Linked DNA regions of Homo sapiens: regions 2, 3, 4 and 5 are each linked to region 1. The links are chromatin contacts, found by Hi-C or POLR2A ChIA-PET in ENCODE. All regions are on one chromosome and are shown on one strand. The core of a region is the stretch at or near the end of the contact, and the rest is flanking DNA. Distances in the headings are between cores, read along the strand shown.

Region 1 (4,065 bases), core at 1,063-3,562:
GTGGAAACATTCACCCCAGTTATTCCATTGATGAGCTTACAATGTGGTCTCCCTTACAATGGAGTTTTGATCTATCTGACTGGTCTCCAGGGTGTGAGCAGGAAGCATGCCCTCCAGCATCCCCTTTAAAAAATTTGGGGGACAGGTGCAGTGACTCACACCTGTTTGGGAGGTCAAAGCGGGTGGATCACTTGAGTCCAGGAGTTCGAGACCAGGCTGAACAACATAGTAAAACACCATCTCTACTAAAAATACAAAAAAAAAAAAAACAGCTGGGTGTGGTGGCGGGCACCTGTAGTCCCAGCTACTAGGGAGGGTGAGGCGAGAGAATCACTTGAACCCAGGAGGCAGAGGTTGCAGTGAGCCGAGATCGCGCCACTGCACTCCAGCCTGGGCAACAGAGCAACACTCTGTCTCAAAAAACAAACAAACAAACAAAAAAAGTCTGTTCATCTCTTAGAAGGAATTAGAAATGAAAAAATGTACTACAGAACCAAGAGGGGAGAATATGGCAGATGGTGAATGCAGGGAAGCAACTCATATCTCAGAGGCTGATGCAGACAGAGCAATGAACATGACTTCGGTGGCACCTCACTTACTAAGGATAGATCCTCAGTGTGGATATGATTTTTACCCCCACTTAACATACAAAAAACCTAAGGATTGAGAAAAAGGAAAGTGGCTTGCTCATAGAAGGTAGGAGCTGAGGCAAAACTCCTTCCAGGGGCTCACACAAAAATCAAATGATTCAGCCCTGAGTGAAAGGGCACACAGATGCTTAGGGGCCCCCAGTAAAAAGATGAATGCCCACCTGCTCTCATCCACACAGCACTCACAACAGGGTCAGCTGCCATTGTCCCAGAAAGGATAGGCTGCCGCTGCTCCATCGCCTGTTGGGAAGAGTGGCGTGCCAACAATTCTTGAATATTCCTAGTTATCTTGGAAGGAGTCCATAACTCTCAAACCCAAATTAAAGCTCATTTCTCTTTATTTTTTTAAAAAATTGACCTTTTGATATCAAACAATGGTGGGTCTTCACAACCTGAGAAATTTTGAAATCACTCTTCTGTGTTACTGGTTAATCAGCTTAATTCCAGAGAAATTTACATAAGACATAAAGCAAACAATAAATTGGTGATGACAGTGTCACATTTTAATCAATGAAGTTATATTTTCCGAACTTTAGTGGATCCAATCAAGTATCTTTCCATAAAATAAAAACATTCCCTAATATATCTTCTTCTGTAAATCTAGATTCTCTTATATTAAGCTTGCTTGAGGCACAGCATACTAAAATTAATTAAAACGAATTTTAAGGAACCAAGAATCTTTAAGAGAAAGACAGAGCAATTTTTGGTCATTCTTCTTGCTTGAGGAAGTATAGAACTAGCCCCAATAAGGTTCAACTCTCAGAAGCTGATGAGTTGACGCTGTTTACCTCGTGAAAAGAATGTTGTAAATAATCTGTATTATTTCAGTTATTAGTAAGGTAAGTCGCTGTTTGGTCCACATAAAGGAAAATAAAGTTCACAATTGTTTCATCCAACTCCGGGGATAAAAATCAAGGCCAAAGATAAACCCACTGCATCCTTTGCAGTGGGATGGACAAGCCTTGTCACAGAAGGGGAAAAAGAATGACGAAAGGCAAGACAGTGGAGCAAGTGAGGACACGCTTCACCGAGCCAGATCTCCACTCCTCCCAGGGTATCCACAGGGACAAGTCACACCTGGCAGAAAGCTAAGTCACTCAGCTAGAAACAGGCCCAGGGAATTCAACAGAAGGCTGAAGAGCCACTGCTTATGGAAATAAAGCCCCTCCTGTAAAGAACTGCATGGCTTTTCCCTCCCAACCCCAAACCCATCCCACATCTGGCTTTTGTTGTGTGAATCATAAACTGCCCTTTCTTCACCACAGTGATTCATGCACAGAAGCGGAGGTACCCTGAGCCGTCCCACCTTGGAACACTAGTTCGTTCCCCTCCAGCCTGGAAAATCAGCATCACCTCTGACAGGCTGGTTTCTCCACCAGGCTCCATCCCGCCCACCTCCCCCCTCCCTGCTCCGGGGCTTGGAACCCAGACCCCCTCCCCCCGTGGCCCCATCACCTCCACCACCAGCTCCCCAATTCCAGACCAAGCTGTGATCGCCCTGCCCCGCTGGCACTCGCTTGGGTCTGACAGCCACAGCCAAACCACTTACGTTTTTGCCAGAGCATGGCCTGTGACAGGATGTTGCCTTTTCTCTTTGAAGCCGACAGTTTGGCTTCTTTAATGTGAGACCGGGGTGTGTTTTCCTCCAGTGGAGCCACCGCTTGAGCTGAGGCTGTTTCCTGGGCTTTTTAAAGGCCTGGGTTCCCGCTGCGTGGGCCGCGTCATCACATCCTCCCACCTCAGGCACCGGTGCAACGTTTCTGCAGCCAGGCCGCCTGTCACCCCACTGTGCGCGCCCCAGCGGCCCCGGCCCAGAGCGCTCCACACTCGGAGCTAGCCAGCTGGGACAGAGCAACAGCGCAGCGCGGGCAGCCACAGCCTGCACCGGCCCCGCGGGGACCTGCTGTGTGTGGGTGTGAAGGTGGTGTGGGGCAAGCTGTGGGAACCCCGTGTCAAGCCCTCCCCAGGCCAGTGATGAGCCCAAAAGCTCCTCTGGAAAACGTTGATCTTTGCACGGCGCCCATGCAGGCTTCCAGGCCACCAGGGCATGGGCAGGACTCAGCCCGCCATGGGCGCCTGCTCAGCGGGAAATGCGATTCCCAGGGGTCACTGGTTCTCAACTGGGAGGAAACACCTGTCATCTCTTCAAGCCTCAGTAAACAACCTCCTCATTCTTTCAATATTGCTTTTCTGTTTATTCCATTTTGAAACACAGTAGCCCCTCCCCTCGCCCCCAGCCACCCCCAAAATGGCAAGGCTTAATCATGCTGAAATATGGGGGCGCTGGCTCTGATGTCGGCTATGCCCACGGAAAAAGAGGCCAACCCTCAAGGAAGGAAGGAGAACATGCCCGTGCTCTTTGACTGGATCTGGGCTTGTAGGCACAAGATGAACAGAGCCTCTTTGCGAGTGCCCACCCACTGATAACAGGAAGCTTCTTTAAGTAAGTCATGGGCTCACCATCTGGAAGTGTAGATGGTGTTGGCTACCGGTTCCTTCACAGTTTGGAAGCCTTCTGCCACTGCATATCTGAGGTCCACATGCTCAGGCTCCAGGGACTCAGTCAGTTTGGGGTCAAGACCCCTTGGCACACCCCCTAGAGCAGGTGTGGGGCCTTGCTGCTCTGCCATCCATACTGCCTCAGAGCCATCTTGCACCACCTAGACCTGATCATGCTATCCCCTAGCCTACAAAGCATTCACCTTCTCCCTTCAGCCACAGAGCTGGAGGCCTAGAAGGCCTCCCACAATCGAGCCGTTGCCTTCCTTTCCAGCCTCACCACCAACTGCCCTCCTACCACTGGTCCCAGTGCCCTCTAAGCACCACCAAACACCCATGCAATTCCCTGCCTTTGACCTTGCCGTCCTCTCTTGCCGGAAGGACAAACCCCCAGCCCAGAGAATACTTGTTCGTCTTCTCAGATCTTAGAGCACTTTGTTCATTATGTGATGGTGAATTGTCACATGACTCTGACAGTTTCTCAAGGAGGTTTCATCTTTGCCTCTCCAGTGCCCCACACAAGACCTGGAGCATAGTGACCCCCAATAAAAATTCATCTGATAAAGTTATGAATTACTGTCTCTAATCGGTTGCTGATTTGAGGGCAGGTCTTGAGGAGAAATGCTGTCAACATTTTATAAATGATTCACTTAAAAGCCAGAGAAGGCTGTCTCCTGGCTGCCTATAAGCCCTCCCCGCAAAGCCTCTGAAGTTCAGGACAGTGGAGGCCCCCATGCTGTGGTGGCTGGCAGCCCACACCCTGGCCTGGCAGGGGGCAGCATCTCAAGGCCTTGGGCTGCGCCAAGGAGTTTCCATGAGAAACAGAGGCACATCCCTCAGGCCTGCCTCAGTCACAGGAGACGTGGGTTCCCATGAAGGCTCTGACACTCACTCACTGTGTCCCCTTCAACAAGTC
Region 2 (4,065 bases), core at 956-3,455, 4.5 Mb after region 1:
AAGCAACTTTCTTGATTTCCCACTATTTACATTTACTTAAGGAGGAAAGTTCTACTAACCCCAAATATGTACATGGAAAGATCCATGACCTTTAGGAATATTTTGGGGGAAATAAAATGTTCAATGATACCTGAAATCATATCTAGATTGAACTCATATTTAGAATGCCTGATCCCATGTAATGGTCAAAGCTTCCAACTTCATACAAAGTTATAGCTGGTTTCTCTCTCCCCAGCCAGTGCCTGCAACAGGGCAGGGGTTGAATGGTCAGCTTGTATCGGCAGAGGTCCCATTGTTCCTGCATGCGGCCCAGTGGGCAGGGCCTAACTTTGTACCATCCCAGCTCTCTTGCTTGCAAAGCCCATATGAAAACCCTAGGAAACACTTAGGCATCTTTGCCTGAGCAGATACTGGGAGAGCAACTCACCCATGTGCCACCTCCTCTGCTTTCCTCCCTTCTGTCACCCAGATTTTACAGGTGAAGGTCACATGTCAGGCACTCATTCTCCCACACTACAGGGGACATACACTCTGCTGTCTGAGTGGTCCCATTGAAGACCCCCTAGCAGACTGGAGATAAGGTACAGTTACACCTGCCTCTCCCCTTAGGGAGGTGGAACTCACAGCTCACCTGTCTCTAAAGAAGCCCTCTTCACAAATACCTTCCTGTCAACCTCCCACACACTTATTTTTTTAATACCCTTGACAAGAGTGAGGGTTTTGAGCTGTGAAACCAGTTTCTGGATATTTCCTTTGAAATTTCCATCCCAGTCTGGCTCCTTGCTGGAGCAGCCAATATTCTGCCATTTCAGGTGCTGAGCCCTGGCCTGGGAGGTGCCAGCAGGGAGAGGCCAATTCCAGCAGAGGAGAGTCCAGGCATGTGGGGATATGGTGGTGTTCTCCATGGAGGGAGAAACAGGGCATTAATAAAACAGTGCCAGGAATAACCCTGTGATTGATGGGTAAAGGTCATGGACTCTGGGATACTGGCAGGCACTGATGGGAACCTGTTAGGGCTGGACCGGGACCATCTCTGGCTTCCTGCTTCCCTCAGGTACCAGGATGCTCTGCTATGGTCTCTGGCAAAACTGAGCACTGGGGCTGGGCACATAATTTTGCCTGGGACAACTGCTGTAGGGGCTTCAGAATGCCTGGTTTTCTAAATTTTATTGGTGTCAGGAGAGAGCTTTGATAAGCTTTAATGTGCTATTAATTATTTGGGCTGTTAAAAAAGGGAGTGCATGAGAGGCTTGGAGTTGAATGATCTCATTTCTGAGGTTCTGAGGAGGTACACACATACACCCCAGTGGAAGCCAACTCAGGATCCAGCTGCTCACGGAGTTCCTCCCTCTGCTCAGACACCAAGAGTGCTGCTGCCTGAGACTGAGCAGAGTAGGGAACTGGGGAGGATCTCCACTGCTTTAAACTTAAATGTAACTTGGGCAATTTGGACTTTCTTTGGGCTTTAATTCGCAAGGGCTAAATACTTTGATTTTGGACTTTAATCTCTTTGGGATTTTAATCTCTAAATTTTTCCCTAGGAATTTGATAATGGGAAGGGTTTATATCCAAATTTGGGACATCTTATTTTCCCATTTATTATTGAAGAAATCTTTATGCATTTTTTATTAGCTCTTTATGCATTTTATTATTGAAGTATCTTCACTCTGCTATTAAACCTCATTACAGAACCTCTGATGAGGTTAGTGGTCCATGTGGCTGGACATCAATTTGGATTGGAAATAGAACAGGCTCTGAACTTGCAGTCTTAGACACAACATAGCCTTGGACTGGATTTTATTAACACACTGTTCTGGCTCATCTCAGAGGCTTATGGAAGTGAAATCAACAGTGTCTTAGGATGGTCCCAGGAAGGCACAGGAAGGAACAGAAGTTGATGCTGGGGGAGCGACCTCCTGCTCAGATAGTTAGCTCATCCCCTCCTGGAGCCAGATGACCACATACCTGGTTGTCCAGGGGTTAAACATTAAGCCCAGCTGGTTAAGATAACAAAAATCTGGGGAATTTTTATCCCCTTCCTTCTCTAGTTTTCATATAGAGGGACTTCCCTGACCCCACACACTTGGCCCCTCTCTACTCCCTTTTTGACCCAGCTAGGAGTGATTTGTCACTTGAGTTTATGTATGACTCACTCTCTTCCCCTCCCTCTCCCTCTCTTTTGGTATATGCCTGCCCTGGGAGAACACACAAGCTCTGCTGTCAGCCATGTGGTAAGATTCGTGGGGCTGGCTCTGCCCCGACTGGGGAAGCCTGAAGTTTTGGGGGATCAGATCAGCTCAGGGGTAGAGTAGCAGGTCATTCTGGTCTGACACAAGCCACCCCCTCTAATTTAACATTATCAGGAATAAAGGTGCTATTTCGATCTTCATTTCTCTGGCTCTTGGTCTGTCAATGGAGTGGTTCTGTAGTCGGAGAGGGTGAAAGTGGAGTTACAAATTTGCCCCCCTCAAACCTGAGAAGCAACTCTTTGGACCAATAGCAAAGTGATTTCTCAGCTGTGAACTAACAGTTTGCTTTTGGAATGAATCATGTGCTTTCAATTTTCCACTTCAAAAACACACACTTCAGCAGAAGTCACTTTACAGCAAATGAAAGAAGAAATTTCCCCAGGGGAGAAAGGTGTTTGTTACTTAGAGGAGGGTAGAAGGGATGACTTAGGAGCATCTATTTTTCCCAACTGTGAAGTCACCAGGAGGTCTTTTTGATATTATTGCCCTTCTAGCCAATAAGGCAGTGGTTTGCAAAATGCTAGCAATTAAGCAGTGCTCTAATTGGCTGAATTGTATCTCTCTGTCCAGAGTTCTGGGAGAGAACATAGGCAGGGTTAGGCATGGGAGAATGTGTCTGACTCACAACGAAGGTAGGAAGGGCTGGGTGGGTTTTATTGTGGGATAACTTTCCCAGAGCCTCCTCTATTTAGCTCTCCACATGGAAGCAGGGCTGTCAAAATGGCAAGTTCTACAGAGTGCCCCATTGCAACTGCTCCTCATTAAACTCCCTTCAGAGTCAAGAATGTGTTCACTCTCCTCTTCCTCTTTATATACTCACCACCGCCATCGCCAGCACCTTCACCTTCATCATTGTCTCTCTCATTTATGGAGCACTGTGCTAAGCCATTTTTATGCATGATCTTCTCCTCACAACAACCCTGTGAGATAGATACCCTTATTTCCCCCCATTTCCAATGGGTAAACTGAGGCTGCAGGAAATTGAGCCAATAAATGGTAGAGCCAGAATTCCAGTTCAGACCAAATGTGACTCCAGTACACTATGCAATGTAGATGCCTATCCAATGTCTTCTTGGATGCTTCCAATGACGAGGTGCTCAGTAACTCCTGAGCTTCCCGTTGCACTGTTGGACAGATTGCAAGCTTTCCTCCCCAGGTCTCTGACATTCTGCCTGTCGTTACACAGAATGCATCCTGTCACACCATGGCAGCATGTTTGATTGAGGCAGGGCCCTAGTTAATGCTTTGCAGTCAAGCAGGGATACTGGGCTGGTGTAATGTAAAATGCTGACCTGGGGAAATGGCATTTCACTGAACTCACTGAGGCTTGAAATGGGTGTGCTGTGAACTGTACGGCCTTGCCCTCCTGAAGAGAGGGCCCCGAGGGATAGCTGGAAGGCCTGGCAGAGTGCCTCTCCTCCCTCTCAGCATGCCATGGCCTTCTAGGGGGCTTCCAGTTCCATGCTGAGGCTATACTTCCCTCTCAGGGAGAGCTGGTTGCTCCCGCATGCTGTTTGTAGTGTTTTACATCTACCTCTGCAAACCTGCTGGGCGTTCTGGCTGGATGATGCTGTTCACATTCCGAATGCTTGTGTTTACCCACCTCCTCACTGAACAAATTTACAAAGTCAACATTTTGGGACATCTCAGAGATTTAAAAAAAAAATGGCAACACAAAACTAACACAACTATGTTGTCCTCTCCCACCCCCTTGTTTCTAACACATCATAGAGTGGAATTAACAAGATTCTAGTCCTTGGCACTGGATCAATTCTGGATGCCATCTCCACCCAGTCTCCATCCCGTCTTTCCCCTA
Region 3 (4,065 bases), core at 1,151-3,650, 3.8 Mb after region 1:
TAATGTAATTTACAAGCAAACAGAGAGGGCATATTTTTCAGCATAGTGCACTAAGGATTTTACATGCTCAACTTCCATCAATAATAAAGACAGTGTTGAAAAACTTAATCCACCCTGCTTCTTCAGTACCACTGAGTTTTAGTTAAATGCTTTTTTATGTTCCTAATGAGCTGTTTATCAGTTGCCAATTATTCACATAAATTGGGAAGAACAAGCTAAGGATTTGTTATACCCAAAATTTATTTTAAAAACCATTTACTAAATCACAAAAAATACACCTTCAGTTTTGATAACTGATTTTCCCAATTTACTCTTTAAGTTCTGGAGAAACATCTACTATCTACTTATGGCTACAGCTGCCACAGTTACCGTAATAGCTGGCTGAAAAGGTAAGCGTTAGTCTTGCCTGCATTATACAGAAAAATGTTCCCCTCTGTTGACACATGCAGTATTTATAGGCATATTATCTGACCACGGGCAGATGAGCTATCCTCTCGCCCAGCCTAGGAATCAAATATTATAGAAGGTCTATGTGCCGAGATCTATCCCTGGGTGATGGAAACTTAAAAATAAATTCTGTTCCCCTTCCTTTGTCCTGAAAGAGAAACTTAAGCGTTTTCAACAGGTGGAATAGAAACCCTGGGATTCCACTGGCACCTCTAGAACTAAGGGACATTAAATTTTCCATTGAAGAGCCTAACTACGATATGAATATGTCAAAATACCAAACAATCCAGATGGCTGATTGAATAGCCCAGAGCTCATCATTTATATTTTAATTATGTTCATAAATCAAATGTTATAACCCACCAAACCTTTTCTGAAACAGAACCAGCCTCCAAGATTTATTTTTAAGTAATGAGGTAAAGCCTAGTACATTTTCTGGGGGATCATTTTACGCCTCGGTTGGTGTTGTAAGGCATGAGGCCAAAAGCCAGACGATACTTTCTACCCAAGTGCAATAACTGCCCAGAAATGTATCACTCAGAATGGCTTAATGTCATTATAAAATGGAACTGCTATATAAAAATAAGAAAAATAGTTAGGTCTGTACACTTAAAGAACATTACAGTTATAGACATGGCATCATCAACAGCCAATCAATTAGGTCGAGGGATCTGAGGTTTTCATAATACACTGTGAATTTTTTTAAACCCTGTAAAAGACATTTAGCAAGACTGCTATAGCAGACAAATTTGTTCATTAGTCAAAGTTGCACAGAGGGTTAAACACCAGGAGGCTTTAGGTCACACTACAGTAGCAACCAATTAAAAAAATAATATTAGAAAGACATTCTGATTTGATGAGACTTTCTTTAAATGTACTTTGCTCTCTCTATAAAGGGAAAAAATATATAAAAGGAAACTCTTAAAGAGGTTGGAATGGGTTGCTGGCAGATTACAATTGATTTCATGCCAGTCTGACCTTGCACCACATTCTGTGATCTTTTCAGAAGATGAAACTCAAGATTCTGAACCTGTATTTCAGTTTCCTATGTAAATGAAAAGACACAGTCTCCTCTGTAGGTCCAAACACTAACGTATCAGGTCTTTGCATTCCTTTATTTAGAAAAAGGTACTTTGCAGTTTCTTCATGACTGGGATGTCACCCTTCCAGGGTAGCAGAGAGGAGCAGAGCTGAGTCAGTGGAAAAGGCATCCTCATACCCTGGCAGGAGACATGCCAGCGGGAGACCTATTATCCCTGGAGTCCCCACAACCTTCCCTCTCTTCCTAAGAATTTCTAAATCAGGAAATGCAGGTGTCATATTTTCTTTGATGTGCTCAATGCAACTAGGTCCAGGGGCTTGAGTGCAAATCTGTTTCTGCAACTGCATTTGGGACACAGGCTCTTCTTCATGTTTCTTACTTAGATTTCACCCAATATTCTGAAACACCAAGGAGTATGGGGATTTGATGCTTGTGGATCAAGTGCTAATTGTTTCAAGTCCTACCAGGGAGAACTCAAGGGCAGCATGAGCACAGATGATATCAGAATGTCTGGGTAGCGGGTCTGGGTCAGCCCCTGTGCATTCAAGTGAGGAAGCATTGACTGAAGAGTCTTTGTCAATCATGGAGGATTATTGGAGTTTGGAGTAGAACGACAATGCAAAGATTAACCTGAGATTTGGTGAGTGTTAGAAGCTGTTTGAGCTCAAAGCAAGAATCAACCCCTACAATATGGCTGTCTAAATTGTTGGGGGAGGACAGCTTTGCAACTAAAGGAGGGCAATGTCTAGCAATGCCAGGTGACTGGGATTGGTGAATGAACGGAGTCACACAGAGCTCTCAGAGGAGTTAAAGAGAACATCTTGCAAAATATTTGCTTTCTATTGTCATAATACATTCATGAATAATTTTCACTGCCGTTTATTTTGTTTGTTTGCAAGGTGAAGAACCTCCTGCTGTTACATCTGTTGTTATGACTCATAGTACTGAAACTGGGCTTCCTGAAGAGGGCTGAACGATTGTGAGTGGGATGAGTCAAATCTGGTGGGACTGACGTAAGACCAATACCACAGTAGAATGCAGTCTTCTCTTGCTGCAACTTTCAGGTAGGTTTGTGGGTATTAGAATTACTGTTTACAAAAAAGAATCAAATTTGATCCCATGGTGTGGTGGCAGAAAGCTTTGTTCCCACTGCTTTTTAAATGGGGGTACATACTCACAGAATATTCTTCCATGTCTTGGAAGCAATTCTCATCATTTGTAAGCAAACACTGGGCAAGAAAATCCCTATAGCAAGATTTTCTGTACAAGAATCTTCCCTCTGTAACAAGAGAGGGGTTTTTTTGTTTTGTTTTGTTCTGTTTCTTGAAGTCTTGGTAACTAGAACGGTGCCAGGGACTGGCACACAGTAAGCATTCAAGACATAGTTGCTGGATGAATGAATGAAGGAATAAGTGAATGAGAAAGTGAAGAAACATTGGGGCATGGACTTCTCCTTCCACCTTTACTACTGATTAAAAAATAAATAAAATCAGATCACGAGTTCCCGTTAGTCCTCATCACAGAATATAATTTTGTTTTTCTTTTGGAAGGTCAATCCAGCCGCCCAAATCAGAGGTTCAGCCCAGGTGTTCTGCTTTACATATTTCCACTTCACCATACATTTATTTAGCACTTCCGATGTGTCTCTAAGTGGTGTCTTACAGGAAATCAGAAAGGATGTTGTTTGACCATTCCTTTTAGATTTTTAGATGCCAGCTTCACAACTATTTAACCTTCCACACAATCAAAATTTAACCTTGAGTTAAAAACCATTAAGTGAAGTATGTGCATTAGAAGACTGGTTTCACTATGTAAGTATTCAATGTCCACAGCCACACAGACACATCTTTTACAAATACATTAAGGTCAGTGAGATGAGAGGAGGTGGTTCTTAGTAAAACAGGCCTCTTTCTGCAGGGTATGCATTCAGAAGGCAGGTATAAAGGCAAAGGCTTTTCCCTTAAGGGTTATTCCAGTCTTGCTCACGATGTATTTGCCCAACACTCACTCTTTGTATTTTGAATACTGGTTACTCAGCCTCTTGACACTTTTGGTACTGCAGATTGTATCACTAACAATCTATAGTCCTTATAATATCAGGAACTTGGAACCAACACTACTCTGTGTTAACACAAAGAAATAATAGGTTAAAAAATTAGCTTCAATCGGGGTTCTTCATTCCTTGATTATTTCTCATAAGGAATCATAAATACTAAAATAACCTCCCTGAAACTCAATTCACTGCTTTAAAAAAAAAATAAAAGGGAGAGTGGGAGGAAGAGCGTATTCCGTTTAAAAAAAAAAAAAAAAGAGAGAGAGAGAGAGAGAGAGACTGGAGATCAGAGAGAAACAGGCCAAATCTGAAAACGCCAGCTATTATGCTCTGAAGAATACAACCTGGAAACAGAATTGATGAGGGAGAGGATTTGACATAGAAGCTGCTCTTGGGAACTAAGTGTTATCCTCCACTCCAAATAGGAAAGATTTTCTGATTTCCAGGTTTTCCTCTCTCCTTCAATGCAGGGCACTATCGATACCAGAGAAACATTTATTTTGGCACAGATAAAGAACAGGTT
Region 4 (4,065 bases), core at 1,566-4,065, 3.2 Mb before region 1:
TCAGAGTGCAGTATCCTGAAGGATAAAAGGTAGGTGAAGAACAGCAACTAAGTGGAATTCATTGTTCTTTGAATAAATTTGACTTGTGAAAGGGTGACACAGAACATAAGACAGAATGTTCTGTTTAATGGGTGTCTAATGTCTAGTGGGGTCCAGAAAAGTGTTTTTTTGTGTGTATGTTTAAGAATTTAAAAAAAACCTAATTATCTGAACACTAAGGGGAGAAAACTTAACTTCTCTATGTTCAGCAATTGGCACAGTGTTTGGAACATACTAGGCACCCAAAGATTTGCTAGAAAAAAAACATTATGAAGGGACCAATAACAAGAGGAGCTGAAGATGGCGAGGGGGTACTGATAGGAAAAGAATCATGAGTAAATAATAAACCTCATATGAGAAAGATATACACGATATGTATCTATTTAAGATGTAAAATGATAAACGACAAAAGTAAGAGCATTAGGCATGGGGAGGCTTTTTTGTATTGTATACTCCTGCCCATCTGAAATTTTTAGTAAGAATAGAATTATCTCAACTTTCAGACTAAAAGGTATAGTGTGAAAGCTTCAGGGAGATTTGTAACAACAGTAAATAAAATGAATTGCGAGGACAACTGTCTGGGAAGCCATGACAGAAGTCCAAAAGAGAAGTAATGGCAGGCACATTGCGGGATTGGTGGCAGTGAAAATGGAATGTGAATGACAAAGATTTTTAAGATAAGAAAACCATGGCTGGCGTTTTTTGTCCATTAAATGAAAAGCAGGAAGTCAGCAGAGTAGCTGGTTTGTGGAGAAAGAATACTCACACATCGATGTGAATTATTTCAATTAGAAAATGATACTGCTTTCTTAGGGCTTTCTTAACTAGGGGTGATTCTGCCCTCCAGGGGACATACTAGCAATATCTAGAGACATTTTCACTGATCACAACTGGGTAAGGGTAGGGTGGGGAACGGGTGTCCTACTGTAATCTAGTGAATAGAAGCCAGGAATGCTGCTAAACATCCTACAATGTTTGAGCACAGGATAGCTCCCCACAATAAAGAATTATGAGGCCCAAAATGTTAACAGTACTGAGGCTGAGAAACCATGTTTAAGACTATAGTTACCGAAACTCAACTAGATTACCAAACTGCCAAAACTCAGAATTCTTAAGCAAAAGATTAATCAGACATTAACAAAACATTAAACTTGTCATTAAGTTTCTTCAAAAATGGATGGTGGAACCATTTCCGTTTAACGTTTCCTGCAAAATGTGCTTATCAAGAGCCCTGCGCAAATAACATTTTTGTGGACAGCGCTGGGCATTTAAAAGAGGCACAAGACAAATGGGTTTTCCGAACAATAAAATAATAGTAGTAATGGCTGTGAATACTATGGGAGGTTTCATCACAGATGCTTGCCATTTACTTTTAGGGACGTCGCATACGACGTCCGTAAATTACTGGCTCGGGTTTTGAGCTTTACCTGGCTCTCGTCCCCTGTAGTACAATCCTCTTTATTCTTTCAGGGGACAAACAACAACAAAACCCGTCTCTCACACAGACAATACACCCTGACAGACAAGTGACCCACAAACAATCCCTCCTCAAATGAAGGTAAAACTAGGGCTAGAAAACGTTCAACTAATTTAAGGCAATTAACCCTCTGAAATTTTTCGCTGATCAAAGGAACAGGAATTGCTGTTTTAAAATATGCAACTGGCATTTCACACCTCTACACTGGACGACGTATTGCGTGGAGGATGGAGAAGGAAGATCACCCCTACTCCCAAATTCGTAGTTATAAGGGCGGGTTATTAGAAGGGCGCCAGGAAGGTCTCTCTACAAAGATGGGGGGCCGGGGAACTCCCTATTTGCCCTATTTTGGTCCCAACACTGAACCAAGGAAATTGCGCCCAAGGTTGAAGCACACGCAATCCGTCCGTCATGCAGACAAATGCTCTTTCAGGGGTCCTAATTAAGTGTGGAGGCCTGACTTTCCTTCCGAATCCGCCCCAGGTGTTCCACCCCGAGCTTCCCCTCGGGCTTCCCCTCGCCACGCAGCCTCTGAAGAGAGGAGCATCTACATACAAAGAGGCTTAAACTGCCCAGAACCTCCGAATGACGAAGAATCACCGCCAGTCTCAACTCGTAAGCTGGGAGGCAAAACCCCAAAGCTTCCCTACCAAGGGAAAACCTTTGGCCTCAAAGGTCCTTCTGTCCAGCATAGCCGGGTCCAATAACCCTCCATCCCGCGTCCGCGCTTACCCAATACAAGCCGGGCTACGTCCGAGGGTAACAACATGATCAAAACCACAGCAGGAACCACAATAAGGAACAAGACTCAGGTTAAAGCAAACACAGCGACAGCTCCTGCGCCGCATCTCCTGGTTCCAGTGGCGGCACTGAACTCGCGGCAATTTGTCCCGCCTCTTTCGCTTCACGGCAGCCAATCGCTTCCGCCAGAGAAAGAAAGGCGCCGAAATGAAACCCGCCTCCGTTCGCCTTCGGAACTGTCGTCACTTCCGTCCTCAGACTTGGAGGGGCGGGGATGAGGAGGGCGGGGAGGACGACGAGGGCGAAGAGGGTGGGTGAGAGCCCCGGAGCCCGAGCCGAAGGGCGAGCCGCAAACGCTAAGTCGCTGGCCATTGGTGGACATGGCGCAGGCGCGTTTGCTCCGACGGGCCGAATGTTTTGGGGCAGTGTTTTGAGCGCGGAGACCGCGTGATACTGGATGCGCATGGGCATACCGTGCTCTGCGGCTGCTTGGCGTTGCTTCTTCCTCCAGAAGTGGGCGCTGGGCAGTCACGCAGGGTTTGAACCGGAAGCGGGAGTAGGTAGCTGCGTGGCTAACGGAGAAAAGAAGCCGTGGCCGCGGGAGGAGGCGAGAGGAGTCGGGATCTGCGCTGCAGCCACCGCCGCGGTTGATACTACTTTGACCTTCCGAGTGCAGTGGTAGGGGCGCGGAGGCAACGCAGCGGCTTCTGCGCTGGGAAATTCAGTCGTGTGCGACCCAGTCTGTCCTCTCCCCAGACCGCCAATCTCATGCACCCCTCCAGAGTGGCCCTTGACTCCTCCCTCTCCTCACTCCATCTTTCCTGGCCTCTCTCCGGGTGCTTAGCGGACTTGGCCAATAACCTCCTCCTTTTAAACGCCCTGAATTGAACCCTGCCTCCTGCGCATCCTCTTTTTGTGTCACCTTAGGGTTCAGATTTAACTACGCGACTTGACTAGTCATCTTTTGATCTCTCTCTCGTATTTAGTACTTTTAGTCAGCGAGCATTTATTGATATTTCAACTTCAGCCTCGCGGTTAAGAGCTTGGGCTCTGGAATCATACGGCTGGAATTGGAATTCTGTCAGTCGTGTGGCCGCTCTCTACTGTCTTGTGAAGATAAGTGAGATAATCTTGACCTGTGGTGAGCACTCGTGAGCGTTAGCTGCTGTATTTACCAGGTACAGATAAGACAACTACAGTGGATGATAATGTATGTGGTGATAGGGGAGTACTCTGATGGTAGAGGAGTGACTTTGGTTCTCTGCAAACTCAGCCTGAGACTATCAATTCAGTTTGTGGTGAGACCTCGCAGTGTTACCTTGGCAGATGGTAGAAGCCTTCCAGATGGAAGGAAAAATGCGTGTAAAGGCACAAAGTGTAGAAGGACCCTGAAGCTCCAGCGTGAGGCCTGGCATTGAATGAAATATATTTTGTGGGTTTTCAGCTGCTGAAGTCATAGGAATGGATGAGACCAAGAAAACAAAGCTGTTTTTGAGGTATGAGCGGAAGAAGAGATATCAGGAGACTTTCGAAACAGTCATAACGGAAGTTAATATGATCATTGCTAACATTTGCTGTGTTTCAGGCACTGTAAGCATGTATATGGGTCCTTAAAGGGACTCATAGAGGTAGGTACTAGTATTGTTTTTCCTTTTATCATTGAGAAACTGAGGTTTGAAGAGATTAGTGAACTTGCTCTAGATTATACAGTTTGTAAGTGGCTGAACCAGGATTTGAACTAATACAATCTGACTACAGAGGCCACACTCCTTAGCACTAGAAAAGAATGGCATGCCAAGGGCAGAGTT
Region 5 (4,065 bases), core at 600-3,099, 3.1 Mb before region 1:
TCTGTCATCTAGTTTGTTCTCTGAAACCCCCTTTTTATTTTTAAACTAACTACTCTTACTTCTTTTTTTTTCTTTTTTCTTTTTATTTAAGCTAACCTTTGCCACTTCTTCCCGGATGTTACTTCTTATAATTAGCTTTTTTGTCAAAGTATTTTTTTACTTAGCTTCCTTTTAAAACTTGCTTAGATGAGGACTCTGTGGAAGAAGCGAAGTCTGTGCTCAAAATATATATTTGGTACAGGTGGTGACTGAAGCCATGACTATGGATGAGATTTGTATATAGAGTTTAGTGTGAGATGAGAAGAATGGCCTAAGATTGAGTCAGCATTTGCATATAAATTTTGGAATCAGCTTACTGATTTCTACAAAAGATCTTGCTGGGATTTTGATACTAATTGCATTGAATCTGTTGCACAATTTGAGAAGAATAGAAATCTTAACAATGTGGAGTTTTCCAATCCATGAACACTGTATATCTCTCCATTTACTTAGGTTTTTTTTTTTTTTTTTTTTTTTTTGCTTCTTTGTTTGTTTTTTTGAGACAGAGTCTCCCTCTGTTGCCCAGGCTGGAGTGCAGTGGCACGATCTCACCTCACTGCAACCTCCACCTCCTAGGTTCAAGCGATTCTCCTGCCTCAGCCTCCTGAGTAGCTGGGATTACAGGCATGTGCCACCACACCCAGCTAATTTTTGTATTTTTAGTAGAGACAGGGTTTCCTCATGTTGGCCAGGCTGGTCTCGAATTCCTGACCTCAGGTGATCCACCTGCCTCAGCCTCCCAAAGTGCTGGGTTTATAGACTTGAGCCACCGCGTCTGGCCACTTGTCTTTTTTGATTTCTTTCATTAGTGTTTTATAATTGTCAGCATATAGATTTTTTGTTGTAAATTGACAATTTTTTTTCTTTAATTTTATATATTAAAAAAAATAGAGACAGGATCTCACTGTGTTGCCTAGGCTGGTCTCAAACTCCTGGGCTCAAGTGATACCCTTCCCTTGACCTCCCAAAGTGTTGGGATTATAGGCATGAGCCAACATGCCCAGCTGCAAATTGACATTTATTTATAATTGTATAAACATAAAGATTTTGTATATGTTTTGTTAGATTTATACTGCAGTAGTTTGTAATTGCATTGTTTTTAACATTTTGATTTTCAAATTGTTCAATGCACAAAAATTATACAGAAGTCCAGTTAATTTTTGTATAGTGACCTTGTATTTTGGGACCTTGCTAAAATCACTTACTAAATCTAGTAGCTTTCTTTGAATGTTCTTTTGGATTTTCTTTGTAGACAAACATGTCTTCTGTAAGCAGTAATTTTTTTTTCTTTCTTTCTGAGCCATGTGGCTTTTATTTTATTTTTGTGCTTTATTACATTGGCTAGGACCTCCAGTGTGATTTATTGTGGTAAAATATATATAACATTTATAATTTTAACTTTTTTAAGTGTACAGTTGTGTAGTATTAAGTGCATTCATATTGTTGTGTAATCATCTCCACCATCCATCTCCAGAACTTTTTTTTCTATACTCAGTAAACAATGATTTACCATTTTCCCCTCCCCTATCCCCTGGCAGCTACCATTCTACTTTCTCTCTCTATGAATTTGGCTATTTGGGGTACTTCATTTTTATGGATTGAATGTTGTGTCCCACCAATTATGTTGAAATCTAACTCCCAAAGGGATGGTATTTGGAGGTGTGGGATTTAGGAGGTAATTAGGTCCTGTGGGTCCAGCCTTCATGGATGGGATTAATGCCCTTATGAAAAGAGGCCAGAGAGCTAACTTGCTGTCTTTCTGCCATGTGAAGATACAGTTCAAAGTCAGTAGTCTGCAGCCCCAAAGAGGGCCCTCACCAGAAACCCACAATGCTGGCACCTGAGCTGCTTTCAGCCTCCAAAATTGAGAGAAATAAATTTCTGTGGTTTCTAAGCCACCTAACCTATAATACTTTGTTATAGCAGCCTGAAGTAGAGGACTCCTATAAGTATTTGTCCTTTTGCAACCTGCTTATTACACTTACCAAAATGTCTTTGAGGCTCATCAGTGTTACAGCTTTTGTCAGAATTTCACCCTTATTAAAAACTGAACACTATTCTGTTCTGTGTATATGCCACATTTTGTTAATTCATTCGTCCATTGGTGGACATGGGTTGTTTCTACCTTCTGATTATTGTGAATAATGCTGCCGTGAACATGAGTATACATCTCCTGAGTTTCCTGCTTTCAGTCTTTTGATTATATACCCAGAAGTAGAATTGCTAGATCATGTGGTAATTCTATATTTAATTTTTTAAGGAACCAACATCCTGTTTTACACAGGAGCTACGCCATTTTACATTCTCACCAGCAGCCCACAAGGGTTCCAGTTTCTCTACATTCTCACTAGCACAACTAATAGAAAATGAGGATTCCTCTTCTAGGCCTTGAAAGTGCTGCATAATTTTGCTTCTTCCTACCTGTCTAACTTAACTAAAGCGCTTCTAATTTCTGTGCTCAAGCTACACTGTCAATTATTCAGTTTCTCAAACCTAGTGGTTTCCATTTTTTTAAATTGACTTTTATCTTTTAGAGGAATTTTAAATTTACAGCAAAACGGAGTGGAAAGTCCACTGGACACACACAGCATGCCCTACTGTCAACATCTTGCACCAGTGGTACATTTGTTACCATCAGTAAACCTATGCTGGGACACATCATTATTATCCAGAGTCCAAGGTTCACTTTTGGTGGTACATATGCTATGGATTTTGACAAGTGTTTTGACATTTTTAAAGATCTTTTTCTGTATCTAATGAGATGGTCATATTTTTTTTTCCTCTGGGAGAGAATGGTAACAATTTTTCACTATTACAGAATCATACAGAATACTTTCACTGTCAGAAAAATCCTCTGTGCTTCACCTTTTCATCTCTTCCTTCTTGTAAACTGTGGGAACCATGGATCTTTTTGCTATCTCCATGGTTTAGCCTTTTCCAGCATGTCATATACAGTTGTGCGTCTCTTAACAATGTGGATATGTTCTGAGAAATACATCATTAGGCAATTTCTTTGTTGCGTGAACGTCATAGGGTGTATTTATACAAACTTAGATGGTATAACACTACGCACCTAAGCTATATGGTATTACTGCTCCTGCACTACAAACCTGTGCAGCATGTTACTATACTGAATACTGTAGGCAGCTGTAACACAATGGCAAGTATTTGTGTCTCTAAACATATATAAACATAGAGGAGGTACAGTAAAAGTATAGTATAAAGGATAAAACATGGTACACCTGTCTAGGGCACTTAACCATGAATGGAGCTTGCAGGACTGGAAGTTGCTCTGGGTATGTAAATGTGTGGTAATGTAAAGGCCTGGGATACTATATACTACTGTAGAATTTGTAAACTCTTATTCTGTACCAAATTTAAAAATTTATGTTTTTCTTTCTTCAATACTAAAGTAACATTAGCTACTATAACTTTTTTACTTTATAAACTTTAAAAATGTTTAAACTTTTTGACTCTTTTGTAATAACACTTAGCTTAAAATACAAATGCATTGTACAGCTGTACAAAAATATTTTTTCCTTATATACTTATAGATGTTTTTTCTTTTGTTCTATAAGCTTTTTAAATGAAATTATTATTACTCTATTTTTTCCTTTAAACTTTTTTGTTGAAAACAAAGACACAAACACACACATGAGCTTAGGCCTACATAAGGTCAGGATCATCAGTATCACTGTCTTCTGTCCCTGCATCTTGTCCCCCTGGGAGATCTTCAGGGACATGCACAGAGCTTTCATCTCCTATGATAATGGTGCTTTATTCTGAAATACCTCCTAAAGGACCTACCTGAGACTGTTTTACTGTTTTGTTTTGTTTTGTTTTTTAAGAAGAAGAAGGAGGAATATAGTATAAAATGGTGATAAAAAGCATAGTAGAGTAAGTACATAAACCTAACATTTTACCAGTAACTTAGTCATTTATTATCATTATCAAGGTTTATGTACTATACATGATTGTATGTATTATACTTTTATATGACTGGCAGTGCAGTGGGTTTTTTTTACA

What was found. Hi-C counts contacts between places; a loop is a spot of excess contacts on that map. ChIA-PET counts read pairs that join two places held with the same protein, here RNA polymerase II (POLR2A). Pooled maps may share reads with other maps.
Region 2: a loop to region 1 is called in a map with no recorded cell type, with 8 times the contacts of the local background. The contact joins the promoter of LINC02703 here to the promoter of POU2AF1 in region 1. A Hi-C loop is called at or near these places in 3 of 37 single-sample maps with no recorded cell type and 3 of 50 pooled maps.
Region 3: a loop to region 1 is called in a map with no recorded cell type, with 7 times the contacts of the local background. The contact joins the enhancer-like site here to the promoter of POU2AF1 in region 1. A Hi-C loop is called at or near these places in 3 of 37 single-sample maps with no recorded cell type and 2 of 50 pooled maps.
Region 4: a map with no recorded cell type shows a loop between it and region 1 (9-fold over the local background). The contact joins the promoter of ATM here to the promoter of POU2AF1 in region 1. A Hi-C loop is called at or near these places in 2 of 37 single-sample maps with no recorded cell type and 7 of 50 pooled maps. POLR2A ChIA-PET finds 5 or more read pairs at or near these places in 1 of 52 experiments (activated CD4-positive, alpha-beta T cell).
Region 5: a pooled map shows a loop between it and region 1 (5-fold over the local background). The contact joins the enhancer-like site here to the promoter of POU2AF1 in region 1. A Hi-C loop is called at or near these places in 4 of 50 pooled maps.

The regions. Positions count from the first base shown.
Region 1 is chr11:111,376,963-111,381,027 of GRCh38, forward strand. It overlaps POU2AF1 (POU class 2 homeobox associating factor 1), which reads right to left and starts at 2,313. Exons shown (of 5, transcript NM_006235.3): 1 at 2,200-2,313. The coding sequence starts at 2,215. RefSeq lists enhancers at 2,240-2,289, 2,940-3,029, 3,250-3,469.
Region 2 is chr11:115,917,431-115,921,495 of GRCh38, forward strand. It overlaps LINC02703 (long intergenic non-protein coding RNA 2703), which reads left to right and starts at 2,206. Exons shown (of 7, transcript NR_187258.1): 1 at 2,206-2,881. RefSeq lists an enhancer at 1,902-2,051.
Region 3 is chr11:115,220,176-115,224,240 of GRCh38, forward strand. The region is part of intron 5 of CADM1 (cell adhesion molecule 1); the gene reads right to left. Among named protein-coding and RNA genes, the nearest start is that of CADM1-AS1, 170 kb to the right of the region's middle. RefSeq lists an enhancer at 2,365-3,173. Within about 2 kb of position 2,401, at least 6 of the 41 ENCODE cell types and tissues checked have a DNase peak (open chromatin) inside an H3K27ac peak, as active enhancers do.
Region 4 is chr11:108,220,252-108,224,316 of GRCh38, forward strand. ATM (ATM serine/threonine kinase) reads left to right here and starts at 2,816. Exons shown (of 63, transcript NM_000051.4): 1 at 2,816-2,935. It overlaps NPAT (nuclear protein, coactivator of histone transcription), which reads right to left and starts at 2,387. Exons shown (of 18, transcript NM_002519.3): 1 at 2,249-2,387. The coding sequence starts at 2,285. RefSeq lists enhancers at 2,283-2,342, 2,753-2,912, 3,223-3,302, 3,653-3,702.
Region 5 is chr11:108,237,407-108,241,471 of GRCh38, forward strand. The region is part of intron 5 of ATM (ATM serine/threonine kinase); the gene reads left to right. Among named protein-coding and RNA genes, the nearest start is that of ATM, 16 kb to the left of the region's middle. Within about 2 kb of position 1,850, at least 3 of the 41 ENCODE cell types and tissues checked have a DNase peak (open chromatin) inside an H3K27ac peak, as active enhancers do.